2 separate regions of the Homo sapiens genome follow, and region 1 is linked to region 2. Evidence: read pairs that join two places in POLR2A ChIA-PET (ENCODE). Cell type or tissue: MCF 10A. All regions are shown on one strand. Links, peaks and the distances in the headings refer to the core of each region. The heading gives the core; the rest is flanking DNA. Region 1 overlaps GTSE1 (G2 and S-phase expressed 1). Region 2 has its middle 6.7 kb from the start of LINC01589.

Region 1 (6,180 bases), core at 992-4,991, 690 kb before region 2:
ACAGCTGATAAAGAGAAAAATATTACCAGGCTCTATGGCTTGGAATTAAATAAAGGTACTGTGAAATTTCACTCCCCAAAGTGTATCCTGTCATGATGCTAATTTAGTTTTTCATAGGGGGCTCTAAGTTATATTTTTTCCTTTTTAAAAAATTTTTTAAATTTTTTCTAGTGACGAAGTCTCGCTATGTTGACCAGGCTGGTCTCGAACTCCTGGCCTCAAGTGATCCTCCTGGCGTGGCCTCCCAAAGTGTTGGGGTTACAGGCGTGAGCCACCATGCCTGGCCAGTTTTTTTTTTTTTTAATTGCATCAGCCGGCTGGGGGCGGTGGCTTATGCCTGTAACTCCAACACTTTGGGAGGTCTAGGCGGGCAGATCATGAGGTCAAGAGATCAAGACCAGCCTAGTCAACATGGTGAAACCCCGTCTCTACTAAAAATACAAAAATTGGCTAGGCATGGTAGCGCACACCTGTAGTCCCAGCTACTCGGAGGCTGAGGCAGGAGAATCGCTTGAACCCAGGAGGTGGAAGTTGCAGTGAGCCAAGATGGCACCACTGCACTCCAGCCTGGGTGACAGAAAGACACTCTGTCTCAAAAAAAAAAGAAATTACATCAGCCATTCTATGTTCACTAAGCCACCCAAAAGCTTAGGTCCTTACTTTTAAGATATAATCTAAAATGCATTCACTGACTCATTCAACTAGCTTTTCAAGAAGAGATAAGTCATTTTCCAGGTATAGAACATTTTCAAAAGACCACCTTCCTCAGCTCCCCTAGAATTAAATTCCCCTCTTACAAGCTACAAAACATCTATTCATAGTTCAACAATGAATTTAATATTACTCAAATGCACGGAGTAGGGACTCTATAAGAATTCGTTGACCGCCATTGCTTCTTGGAGTCCTTCCTGAATCCTCAGATGAAATTACTCTGTACCCCACCCCATCCATAATTCTATCACAGCTGGCATGGCCCTGTCTGCCCAGGTCCCTCTAAAACAGATCACAAGTTCCAGGTTAGTGGGTCCCTCTGCAGGGGCACCTGCTCCCTCCTCCAGCTCCCCGCAAGGCTCCCGCAGTGCCTGGACCTCACTTCTACCACTGCACTAGCCTCTGTGAGTGCCTCTTGACCCTTCTATGGCCCCAACTAGACTATAAGCTCCTCCAAGATAACAGTGTCTAACACTAACCCAAATTCCCAAATGTCCAGCTAAGGGCCTGGACACTTAGCAAATATTTATCAAAATGCACTGAAATACAGTATTTGCTCAATACTGTAAAGCTTATAAAGCTCTCCCATAAATGTTTTTATCTTAATAAACAATGAAGGCCGGGCAAGGTGGCTCACACCTGTAATCCCAGCACTTTGGGAGGCTGAGGCAGGCAGATGATTTGTGGTCAGGAGTTCGAGATCAGCCTGGCCAACGTGGCAAAATCCCATCTCTACCAAAAATAAAGAATAAAAAAATTAGCCGAGCGTGGTGGTGTGCACCTGTAATCCCAGCTACTGGGGAGGCTGAGGCAGGAGAATTGCTTGAACCTCGGAGGTAGATGTTGCAATGAACCAAGATTGCGCCACTGCACTCCAGCCTGGGTGACACAGCAAGACTCTGTCTCAGAAAACAAAACAAAACAGGCTGGGCGCAATGGCTCACGCCTGTAATCCCAGCACTTTGGGAGGCCGAGGCGGGCGGATCACGAGGTCAGGAGATCAAGACCATCCTGGCTAACATGGTGAAACCCTGTCTCTACAAAAAATGCAAAAAATTAGCCGGGCGTGGTGGCAGGTGCCTGTAGTCCCAGCTACTCGGGAGGCTGAGGCAGGAGAATGGCGTGAACCTGGGAGGCGGAGCTTGCAGTGAGCAGAGATCGCGCCACTGCACTCCAGCCTGGGTGACTGAGTGAGACTCTGTCTCAAAAAAATAAATAAATAAATAAAAATAACAACACAGCATGCTTCTCAAAAATCATAAAATTTGAAAATATACTAATATCCTAATTTGGTCCTGATTAATCAATTATTCTTAATTACCTAATCAAGGAGAAGTCAGAACAAATGCACAAAAGAAAGAAAAGAGAAATAACCACACAGAGAGGGAATGAAAAGATCCATAAGCACATCTGTCAACTTCATGCACATAAACCTAAGAACTTGGCTGAAAGAGATAATTTTCTAGGAAAATATAATTTTATTTATTCTTTTTTTTTTGAGATGGAGTCTCACTCTGTTGCCCAGGCTGGAGTGCAGTGGGGTGATCTTGGCTCACTGCAACCTCCGCCTCCCAGGTTCAAGAGATTCTTCTGCCTCAGCCTCCTGAGTAGCTGGGATTACAGGCGCGCGCCACCACACCGGGCTAATTTTCGTATTTTTAGTAGAGATGCGGTTTCACCATGTTGGCCAGGCTGGTCTCAAATTCCTGACCTTGTGTTCCACCTGCCTCAGCCTCCCAAAGTGCTGGGATTACAGGCGTGAGCCACTGCACTTGGTATATTCTTTTTATTTTTTTGAGATGGAGTCTCACTCTGTCACTCAGGCTGGAGTGCAGTGGTGTGATCTTGGCTCACTACAACCTCTGCTTCCCAGGTTCCAGCGATTTTCCTGCCTCAGCCTCCCGAGTAGCTGGGATTACAGGCACGTGCTACCACGCCCAGCTAATTTTTTGTATTTCTAGTAGAGACGGGGTTTCACAATGTTAGCCAGGATGGTCTCGATCTCCTGACCTCGTGATCCCTCCATCTCGGCCTTCCAAAGTGCTGGGATTACAGGCGTGAGCCACCGCATCCAGTCTATTTTTTATTTAAATTGTCTAAATGTACTTATTTATAAAACTGACTCCAGAAGACAGGGAAAATCTTAATACTTCAATAATCATAAAATAACTGGTGAAATTTATTAAAGAGCTATCCTCTTCAAAAAAGCGTCCCAACTAGATTCATAGGATAATTGTATCAAAACATTAAAGAACAAATAATTCCAATACTATTTACATCACTCCAGAGGATTAAAAGAAAAAAAACTTTCCAACTTACTTCCACGAGGCAAGTAAGTATGTTACCAAAAAACCTAGAAAGTGATCAATAAAGAAAGTAAAGACCAGCCTTACTTACATCAGCATAATAATCCTTTTTCTTTTTTTGAGACAGGGTCTCGCTCTGTCACCCAGGCTGGAGTACAGTGGTACAATCATAGCTCACTGCAGCCTCGAACTCCTGGACTCGAGGGATCCTCCTGTCTCGGCTTCCCGAGTAGCTGGGACTACAGGCACGCACAACCATCCCTGGCTAATATTTGTATTTTTTGTAGAGATGGGATCTCCTCATGTTGCCCAGGCTGGTCTCAAACTGCTGGGAACAAGCATTCCTCCTACCTTGGCCTCCCAAAGTGCTGGGATTACAGGTATGAGCTACCACACCTGGCCTAACATCAAACTCTTTAACAAGAATACCAGCAAAAAGAATCCTGCAAACATTAAAGTGGTAATAACATAACACAACCAAGCTCCCTGCATTTCATGACTGTGAGATGGTTTCATTTCATACAATCTACTCATATAATCATTTTATTACTAGAGCTAAAGAGAAAACCATGATCGTCTGCACATATGTTGAACGGGCATATGATAAAATACAACATACATTCTTGATTTTAGAGGCTCTTAATAAAAAGTAATAGATATATAAGGAAATCCCCATCTCAACCCAAAGCCAGCATTAGGTTCAGTGGGATAACGTCAGAAGTATTCCTTCTAAAGACAGGAACAAATTGATCTTACCAGTTAGGATAGGCTAACATGCTGAAGTAACAACCCTTAAAACAACAAAGGTAGGCCAGGTATGGTGGCCTGTGCCTGTAATCCCAGCACTATGGGAGGCCAAGGAGGATCACTTGAGGCCCAGGGGTTCAAGGCCAGCCCTCGCAACATAGCGAGACCCCAGCTCTACAAAAAGAAAAAAAAAAATGAGCGGGGTATGGTGCCATATACCTGTAGTCCCAGCTACTCAGGATGCTGAGCCCAGGAGCTTGCGGCTGCAGTGAGCTATGATCAAGCCACTGCACTCCATCCTGGGCAATAGAGCAAGAGACACTGTCTCAAAACAAACCAAAAACCACAAAGGTATATTTCTCACTCAAACTATATGTCTGCAGAGGGGTAGGCTGGGGCCCTGCTCCCTGGCCTCCTCACTCCAGGACCCCAACTGATGGAGCCTCCACCATCAGGAACACCGCTCGTCTCCATGGCAGGAAGGAAAAGAACCAATTCCACACTGGTTCTTGAAGATTTCCACCCAGAAATGACACACACGACAACATTCCCATTTCACTGGCCAAGTGAGTCACCAGAGCCAACTGAATTTCAAGTGAACAGGGAGTACAATTCTATTACATGCCCAGAAGACAAACACATAGAAATGCTCATGAATAGCACACCTACGACTACCATTTACTTGGAAATTAACCCATAACCCAGTATCGGACTTAATGAAAAACCACAGAAGCAATTCCATTAAAGCCAGGCACGTGGCAATGACATCTCCAAGCACAATTCTTAACACTGTTCTGGACACATAAAGCAACACAGTCAGGCAAAGGAAGGAATGTGGAGGTAACATGATCACACTGCACAGATGCCATGATTATAGACACGAGAAACAAATCAAGAAGATCAACTGGAAACTACTATAAGTAGTAAAAGGATAAAAGAACATGGCTAAGGACAAAATCATTACAGAGCAATCAACAGCTTTCATATCTACAAAGAACAGTGAGAAGATAACATGGAAGAAAATACTTCGTTTCTAGCAGCAACGAAAGATGCAAAATAACGATAAACAAACCTAACAAGAAATATGCAAAATGGATATAAAGAAGACTTGGCATATCATAAAAGTAACATATCAAATAAAGAGGGAAAGTAGACCGGGCAGGGTGGCTCACATCTGTAATCCCAGCACTTTGGGAGGCCGAGGAGGGTGGATCACAAGGTCAGGAGATCGAGACCATCCTGGCTAACACGGTGAAACCCCATCTCTACTAAAAAATACAAAAAATTAGCCGGGTGTGGTGGCAGGTGCCTGTAGTCCCAGCTACTTGGGAGGCTGATGCAGAAGAATGGCATGAACCTGGGAGGCGGAGCTTGCAGTGAGCCAAGATCACGCCACTGCACTCCAGCCTGGGTGACAGAGCAAGACTCCAACTCAAAGAAAAAAAAAAAAAAAAAAGAGGGAAAGTGAAAAAATGGTATTAAAATAAACTACATAATCATCTGGAAAAATGCCAACTAAGTTTGGTCCATGCCTCACACCACATCAGGCCTAATTCCAAACAAATCAAGGACTTAATGGAAAAAAAACAAAGCCCTAAACAAACAAGAATCAGCTATGAGGAAACTTTTGTAACTTGGGAGTGTGGACTTCTAACTATGACACTAAACTGGAAGCTACCAAAGATTGGTCGGCTGGGCCCAGTGGCTCACATCTGTAATCCCAGCACTTTGGGAGGCTGAGGTGGGAGGAACGCTTGAGCCTAGGAGTTTGAGACCAGCCTAGACAACATAGGGAGACCTTGTCTGTACAAAAAATACAAAAATTAGCTAGGCGTGGTAGTCTCAGCTACCAGGGAGGCTTAGGAAGGAGGATCGCATGAGCCTGGGAGGTCAAAGCTGCAGTGAGCCACAATCTCGCCACTACACTCAGGCCCAGGCAACAGAACAAGAACATGTCTCAGAAAATAAATAAATAAAAAATAAAAGATTGACCTTCAAACATTAAAATTTTAACATCTCTGTGTGGCAAAAATCACAATAAGTTAAACAAGAAATGGGGAAAAGAATATTTGCAACTCAGTTCATAAAGGGCTAATTCATGAAGCATATCTATAAAGTAATAAAAAATTAATAATCTAATAAAGATAGAAAAAGGATACAAACAGATAAAGTTCACAGAAAATAAAACAAAACATTCTTTTTTATTTTTCTTTATTTACTTTTTTTGAGACGGAGTTTCACTCTTGTTGCTCAGGCTGGAGTGCAATGGCGCGATCTTGGCTCACCGCAACCTCTGCCTCCTGGGTTCAAGCGATTCTCCTGCCCTAGCCTCCCAAGTAGCTGGGATCAGTATGAACCAGCATGTCTGGCTAATTTTGTATTTTTAGTAGAGACGGGGTTTCTGCATGTTGGTCAG
Region 2 (6,180 bases), core at 833-4,832:
ACCCCTCAATGTACATATAATTAAAAGTGGGTATAATGTGAGTGCAGACCTGCCTCTGACTGCTGCTCTGGGCACACTGCCTATGGGGTAGCCCTGCTCTGCAAGGGGCAGAACCTCTGCTGCTGCTGTGTACTGCCACTTCAATCAAAACTGCTGTCTAACACCACCGGCTCACCCTCGAACTCTTTCCTGGATAAAACCAAAACCCTTCCTGGGCTAAGCCCCAATTTGGGGGCTCACCTGCCCTGCATCATTGCTACTGCACTCCAGCCTGGATGAAAGAGCAAGATGCTGTCTCAGGCCCAGTGTGGTGGCTGACACCTGTAATCTCAGCACTTTGGGAGGCCAAGGCGGGTGGATCACTTGAGGTCAGGAGTTCAAGACCAGCCTGGCCAACATGGCAAAACCTTGTCTCTACTAATAATACAAAAATTAGTCAGGCATGGTGGCACGTGCCTGTAATACCAGCTACTTGGAAGGCTGAAGTAGAAGAATCACTTGAACCCGGGAAGCAGAGGTTGCAGTGAGCTGAGATCGTGCCACTCCACTCCAGCCTGGGTGACAGAGCGAGACTCCGTCTCAAAAAAAAAAAAAAAAAAAAAGATGCTGTCTCAGCAAAAACGCTAAAGCTAAGACCCAAGTATAGAAATCACCTTTTAAAGAAATTTCGTAGCAAAAACAAACAAAGAAAAACAAACAAAAAACTTTCTATGAGGTTGAACAAGTGTTTTCTTAGCTTCCTGCATGCACTCTTGTGGGAGAACAGCTCTGTCCTGGCCTCTGCGTGTGTGCAACCCAGGTCACATGGGCTGGGTTTGAAACACAGCTGGCCTGAATCTTGGCTGGATGTCTTGGGGTCCTCCTGGACCATGAGAACTTGGGGGGCTTGTGAGGAGCTGCGACAAGACTGTTTCTCATTGGCTTCCCTCTCTACCAAGGAGGTTGTCATGAGACTCTGGATGTCTGGTTTCTCCCAGATTCAGAGGAGGTATGAGACTTTCTGCCTGGTCTCCCCACCCCTTGGGGTATAGCCAGAGGACCTGAAACCTCTTAGCTGCAGTCTCAATGGGCTCCTGCGCAGTGGAATACCCTGGCGTCTGTGCCATTGCCCTGCACAAGGGCCATGGGGAGCTGGCACCTGCAGCTGCTCTTCCCTTCAGTCTCTAAGCAAGCAGTAAACCAAGGCCAAAGAGGACTATTTGCCCCTGTACTGCTGGTTCTGCCAGCCACTGGCCTCACCTTGCCTCATGCTTGACAGTTTGTTTTGTTTTTTTTTTTCTGAGACGGAGTTTCACTCTTTTGCCCAGGCTGGAGTGTAGTGGCGTGATCTTGGCCCACTGCAATCTCAGCCTTCCAGTTTCAAGCAATTCTCCTGCCTCAGCCTCCCAAGTAGTTGGGATTAGAGGCACCCGCCACCACACCGGACTAATTTTTGTATTTTTAGTAGAGACAGGGTTTCGCCATGTTGGCCAGGCTGGTCTCAAACTCCTAACCTTAAGTGATCCGCCCGCCTCGGCCTCCCAAAGTGCTGGGATTACAGGCGTGAGCCGCCGCGCACGGCCGTGCTTAACAGTTGTTATGCATGAAGTGGATTGTTCATATTCCAAAAGAAAAGGAGAGGTTAAGCCAGGCGACTGGCATTGGCTATGTGCTAACTGCGTACTGAACACTGCGGCAAGCATATACATGTCACTGAGTTTACTTGTCACAGATTTGCCTTTAGTTATCTTGGATTGTGATCACTGGCCATCTCCATACTGCTTCACTCGCTTCGTTATCATCACTGCTGATTTTGGGGTCACGGCCTGCCATCCAGCTGGACAGAACACCCAGGCCATGTCCTTAGAAACTGGCCCTTCGGTGTCTGCAGGATGCCAGCCAGCACAGTTCTCAGAAGGAGACGGTGATCATTGTCCCTTCGAGGCTCCTTTCTCCATGAATGGAGGGAAGTGCAGAACCGGTCCGAATGGGCAGGATGGTGTCTGGAGTTTTGTTACCGAAACAGACAGGACTATTTTTCACCATAGGCTGAAGGGGAGGAGGATGGTGGACGGTGACCAAGCATCACCGAGCCCTTACTAGGTCTCGGGTACCATGCTAGGCACTTCCACCGGTGCTGCCACCATATCCGTCTCAGAGAGGCTCAACAGCTCGCCCCCACCATGCAGCTTGTCAGTAGCAGAACTGGACTCCAATCCAGGCCATTCTGGCTCCCCGGTCCGAGTTCTTCCCACCACTGTGCTTTGGCCAGAAATGTGCATCACTATTGTTAGAGCCGGTTGCCACGGAAACGGTGTCTCTGCCCTGCATCAGGCTGGCCACAGTCACCTCCCGCTCAGGAAGCAGCCCACAGACCCACCGAGTCAGGCACCAGCCAACGGGCGGGCCTGGCCTCTGTCCACCTCTGTCCACAACTGTGCTGTTTCTGGCTCTGAGGGCCCCTGAGACCGGGAAAAACAACAGCAAGTCCCCGTGGGGTCCTGACCAGATGAAGTCTCCCACTTTGCCTCGTCTGTCACCAGCCACAGCTACGCGGCGGGCGCACCATCATGCAGCAGCCACCCTTCCTGTTTTCCTCCTTCCCCAGAGAAGGATTGCTTCTTTTTTCTTTCTTCCATGCCCCTGTATTCTAATGGTAGCTCTCTCCCCGAGTGGTTGACAAGCACAACTGTGGCTGATGATATAATATGACTAATAATGGGGAAGCGGTGTGAATACCCAGAGGCCAAAGAGAAAATAAAACAGCGATGACAGTCGCTGCTACATTTACGGTATTTCTTTCCACCGAGGCCTGCGGGCTAGCCGCTGCTGGGGCGGGGGCCGGTCACGAGGAGTTGCTAGCAATAGGCTGCGTCCTGTTGTTGCACGAATGATCTCAACTCCTGCTCTGGGACAGGGGTTTGCTCGCTCATCAAATTACAGCAGGCTTGTGTCAGCTCCAGCTGGTAGCTGGGCAGCATTTGCACTCTGGGTGCCTCCTGGGAGAAGCCTGGAGCGCAACTCACTTCAGTAGGAAGGGAGGTAAATGAAAACCTGGAAGCTGCGACAGGAGCCCTCTACTGAGAAAAAGAAACTGCAGAAATCGGCCTAGGGCAACTCTCCGTAAGACAGAAGTTTTACAATGTTCATTTTCAGGTGATTTCTTTTTTCTTTTTTTTTTTTTTTTTTGAGACAGAGTCTTGTTCTGTTGCCCAGGCTGGCGTGCAGTGGCGTGATCTCGGCTCACTGCAACCTCCGCCTCCTGGGTTCAAGCGATTCTCCTGCCTCAGCCTCCTGAGTAGCTGGGACTACAGGCGCCCGCCACCACGCCCAGCTAATTTTTGTTTTAGTGGAGACTGGGTTTCACCATGTTGGCCAGGCTGGTCTCGAACTCCTGACCTCAGGTGATCCTCCTACCTCGGCCTCCTAAAGTGCTAGGATTACAGGCATAAGCCACCTCATTCAGCCTTTTTTAAAAATTTATTTTTATTTATTAAACATTTTTCAAAGTGGTAAAATATACATAAGATAAAATTGACCATTTTAATCATCTTTGAGCGTATAATTTTCAGCAGCACTAAGTTCATTCATATCGTGGTACAGCCTTCACCACCATTCACCTCCATAACTTTTCTCATTTTCCCTAAGTCCCCATTAAATACCAGCTCTCTGTCCCCCTCGCCCCAGGCCCTGGCACCCACCATTCTATGAATGCTTCCTGTCTCTACGAATTTGACTCCTCTAGATTCCTCATCTGAGTGGAATCATACAGTATTCGTCCTTTTGTGACTGCGACTCTTATTTCACTGAGCACAATGTCCTCAAGATTTATCCATCTTGTGGTCTGTGTCCGAATTTCCTTCCTTTTTAGGGCTGAATGATATTCCATTGTATGAACAGACCACATTTTGGGTTTGTTTGTTTTTCTTTTTTTGAAACGGAGTCTCACTCTGTCACCCAGGCTGGAGTGCAATGGCGCGATCTCGGCTTATTGCAGCCTCTGCCTCCCGGGATTCAAGTGATTCTCCTGCCTCAGCCTCCCAAGTAGCTGGAATTACAGGTGCATACCACCACACCTGGCTAATTTTTATATTTTTAGTAGAGATGGGGTTTCACCATGTTGCCCAGGCTGGTCTTGAACTCCTGACCTCAAGTGATCTGCCTGCCTCGGCCTCCCAAAGTGCCGGGATTACAGGCAAGAGCCACCATGCCGGGCCTGGTTTTCTGTTTTTTTGAAATAGGGTCTTGCTCTGTTGCCCAGGCTGGAGTGCAGCTGCGTGATCTCAGCTCACTGCAACCTCCCACCCCCCAGGCTCAAGTGGTCCTCCCATCTCAGCCTTCTGAGTAGCTGGGACTATAGGCATGCACCACCACATCCAGCTAATTTTTTTTTCTTTTTTGGTTGATATAGGATTTTGCCATGTTGCCCAGGCTGGGCTCAAACCCCTGGGCTCAAAAAATCTGCCATCCTTGGCCTCCCACAATGCTGGGATTACAGCCATGAGCCACTGCACCTGGCCATAGATCACATTTCGTTTATCCGTTTGTCCATTGGTGAACAATTGGGTTGCTTCCGCCTTTTGGCTATCGTGTAGGGTGATTTCTATTATGATACTCTTTACCTTTTACAAAATTATTTGTATACTAAAAGCATAGGTTGCTTTTATTCACGTTAGTGAAGTTAAATAATGGCCAACTTCATTGGACCCTGCTTCTAGAATTCATTTCTCTTATGAAATTGAAACGAGCTTTGTCTTAAACAGTTTGGTGCATTGAGAGAAAATTAAGAAAACACAAATGATGAAAACAAAACGTAGTTCAGTAAATTTGCAATAAACAATGAAAGAAACTTGCTTTTACTGGGCCTGAAAGACCCCGTGCCAGCCTTCACGTTATCCTGCTGGTAAGTCCCGTAACCACCACTGTGTCTCATTCATCACTGTATCTCTGGGCCTAGCCCTGTACCTGAGTTATAGGAGACATGCCGAAAAATTTTTATTTTTTTAAAAAAGGAGAGTGAGGTGACATTTACTGAGAACTCACAAAGGCACGTGCCTGGGAAAGGAAGAGAAGAACTGGAACAGATATTTTCTGAGCTCCTCTTCCGGACCAGGCACCGTGCCCACGTTTTGTAGTCACCATCTTGCTTCATACTCCCCAAACTCCTGCAAGGTAGTAATTATTAGGCTCACTTTTCAGATGAGAGAACTGATACAGATGAAAAAACTCTCTGGGAGGATCTTGAAAGAGTTGGTAAAAAGTGCTAGATATTGGGTTTGGTCCTACCAGGAGTAAGCGAGGAAAGGGCTCTTTTCCCCGGGGAGTTAATATCAGACTTGCCCCCTCCAGAATATTGGGAATGGTCTCCTCGGCTAAATTGATTTAGTGTGTTCATGCCAAGCCCTTCCTAGGCCTTGTGTCCATGCCTGGTTATTGTTGTGTGTTGTTTTAATTTCATGCATATTTTATTTTTTAATTTTATTTCATGCATACAGGCATTTGCACATAATAAATGGTCAATAGAGATTCACCAAGTTGAACTGAATGTTGTTTGCAAGGAGGAAGGATTGGTTCCACAGTGTCAAAGTTTATCGAGACCTTAAACCAAAGGTAGCCTCTTCTTTCTGCTTGTCATGGAAAGAGCACAGGAGGCCGGAGGGTAAGAAACAGCTTGGCCGTGTCCTACTCTGGGGGAGTTTCTTCGTTTCTGAGGCTCACATTTGTCCTCTGCAAAATGGTAGTAATGATCTCAACCTGGCAGTGTTGTTTGGGGCTGGTGAAGGCCAAGTTGCTGCTGTTTCTCTAACGAAGGTCATCCCTGTCCAGTTAGAAATGTCCTTTCTTTTTCTTTCTTTTTTTTCTTTTTTCTTTTTTTTTTTGAGATGGGGTCTCACTCTGTCACCCAGGCTGGAGTGCAGTAGCATGATCTCGGCTAACTACAACCTCTGCCTCCCAGGTTCAAGTGATTCTCCTGCCTCAGCCTCCTGAGTAGTTGGGACTACAGGCATGTGCCACCACGCCTGGCTAATTCTTGTATTTTTAGCGGAGGTGAGGTTTCACCATGTTGGCCAGGCTGGTCTCGAACTCCTGACCTCAGGTGATCCGCCCGCCTCGGCCTCCCAAAATGCTGGGATTACAGGAGTGAGCCACAGCGCCCGGCCAAAAGTGTCCTTTCTTTTTAATGTCTATTAGAAACAGGCT

What was found. Peaks named below come from ENCODE experiments on the same cell type or tissue, not always from the same donor. Only the 100,000 strongest peaks of a DNase experiment are listed, where the experiment ranks them.
Region 1: POLR2A ChIA-PET joins it to region 2 with 5 read pairs; 2 of 35 experiments call an interaction of 5 or more read pairs at or near these places.

The regions. Positions count from the first base shown.
Region 1 is chr22:46,301,936-46,308,115 of GRCh38, reverse strand. The region is part of intron 2 of GTSE1 (G2 and S-phase expressed 1); the gene reads right to left. Among named protein-coding and RNA genes, the nearest start is that of GTSE1, 8.2 kb to the right of the region's middle. In MCF 10A, for the core only: no CTCF peak of the experiment used is centred there; no DNase peak of the experiment used is centred there.
Region 2 is chr22:45,609,271-45,615,450 of GRCh38, reverse strand. No RefSeq gene overlaps it. Among named protein-coding and RNA genes, the nearest start is that of LINC01589, 6.7 kb to the right of the region's middle. In MCF 10A, for the core only: no CTCF peak of the experiment used is centred there; a DNase peak (open chromatin) is centred at 2,890.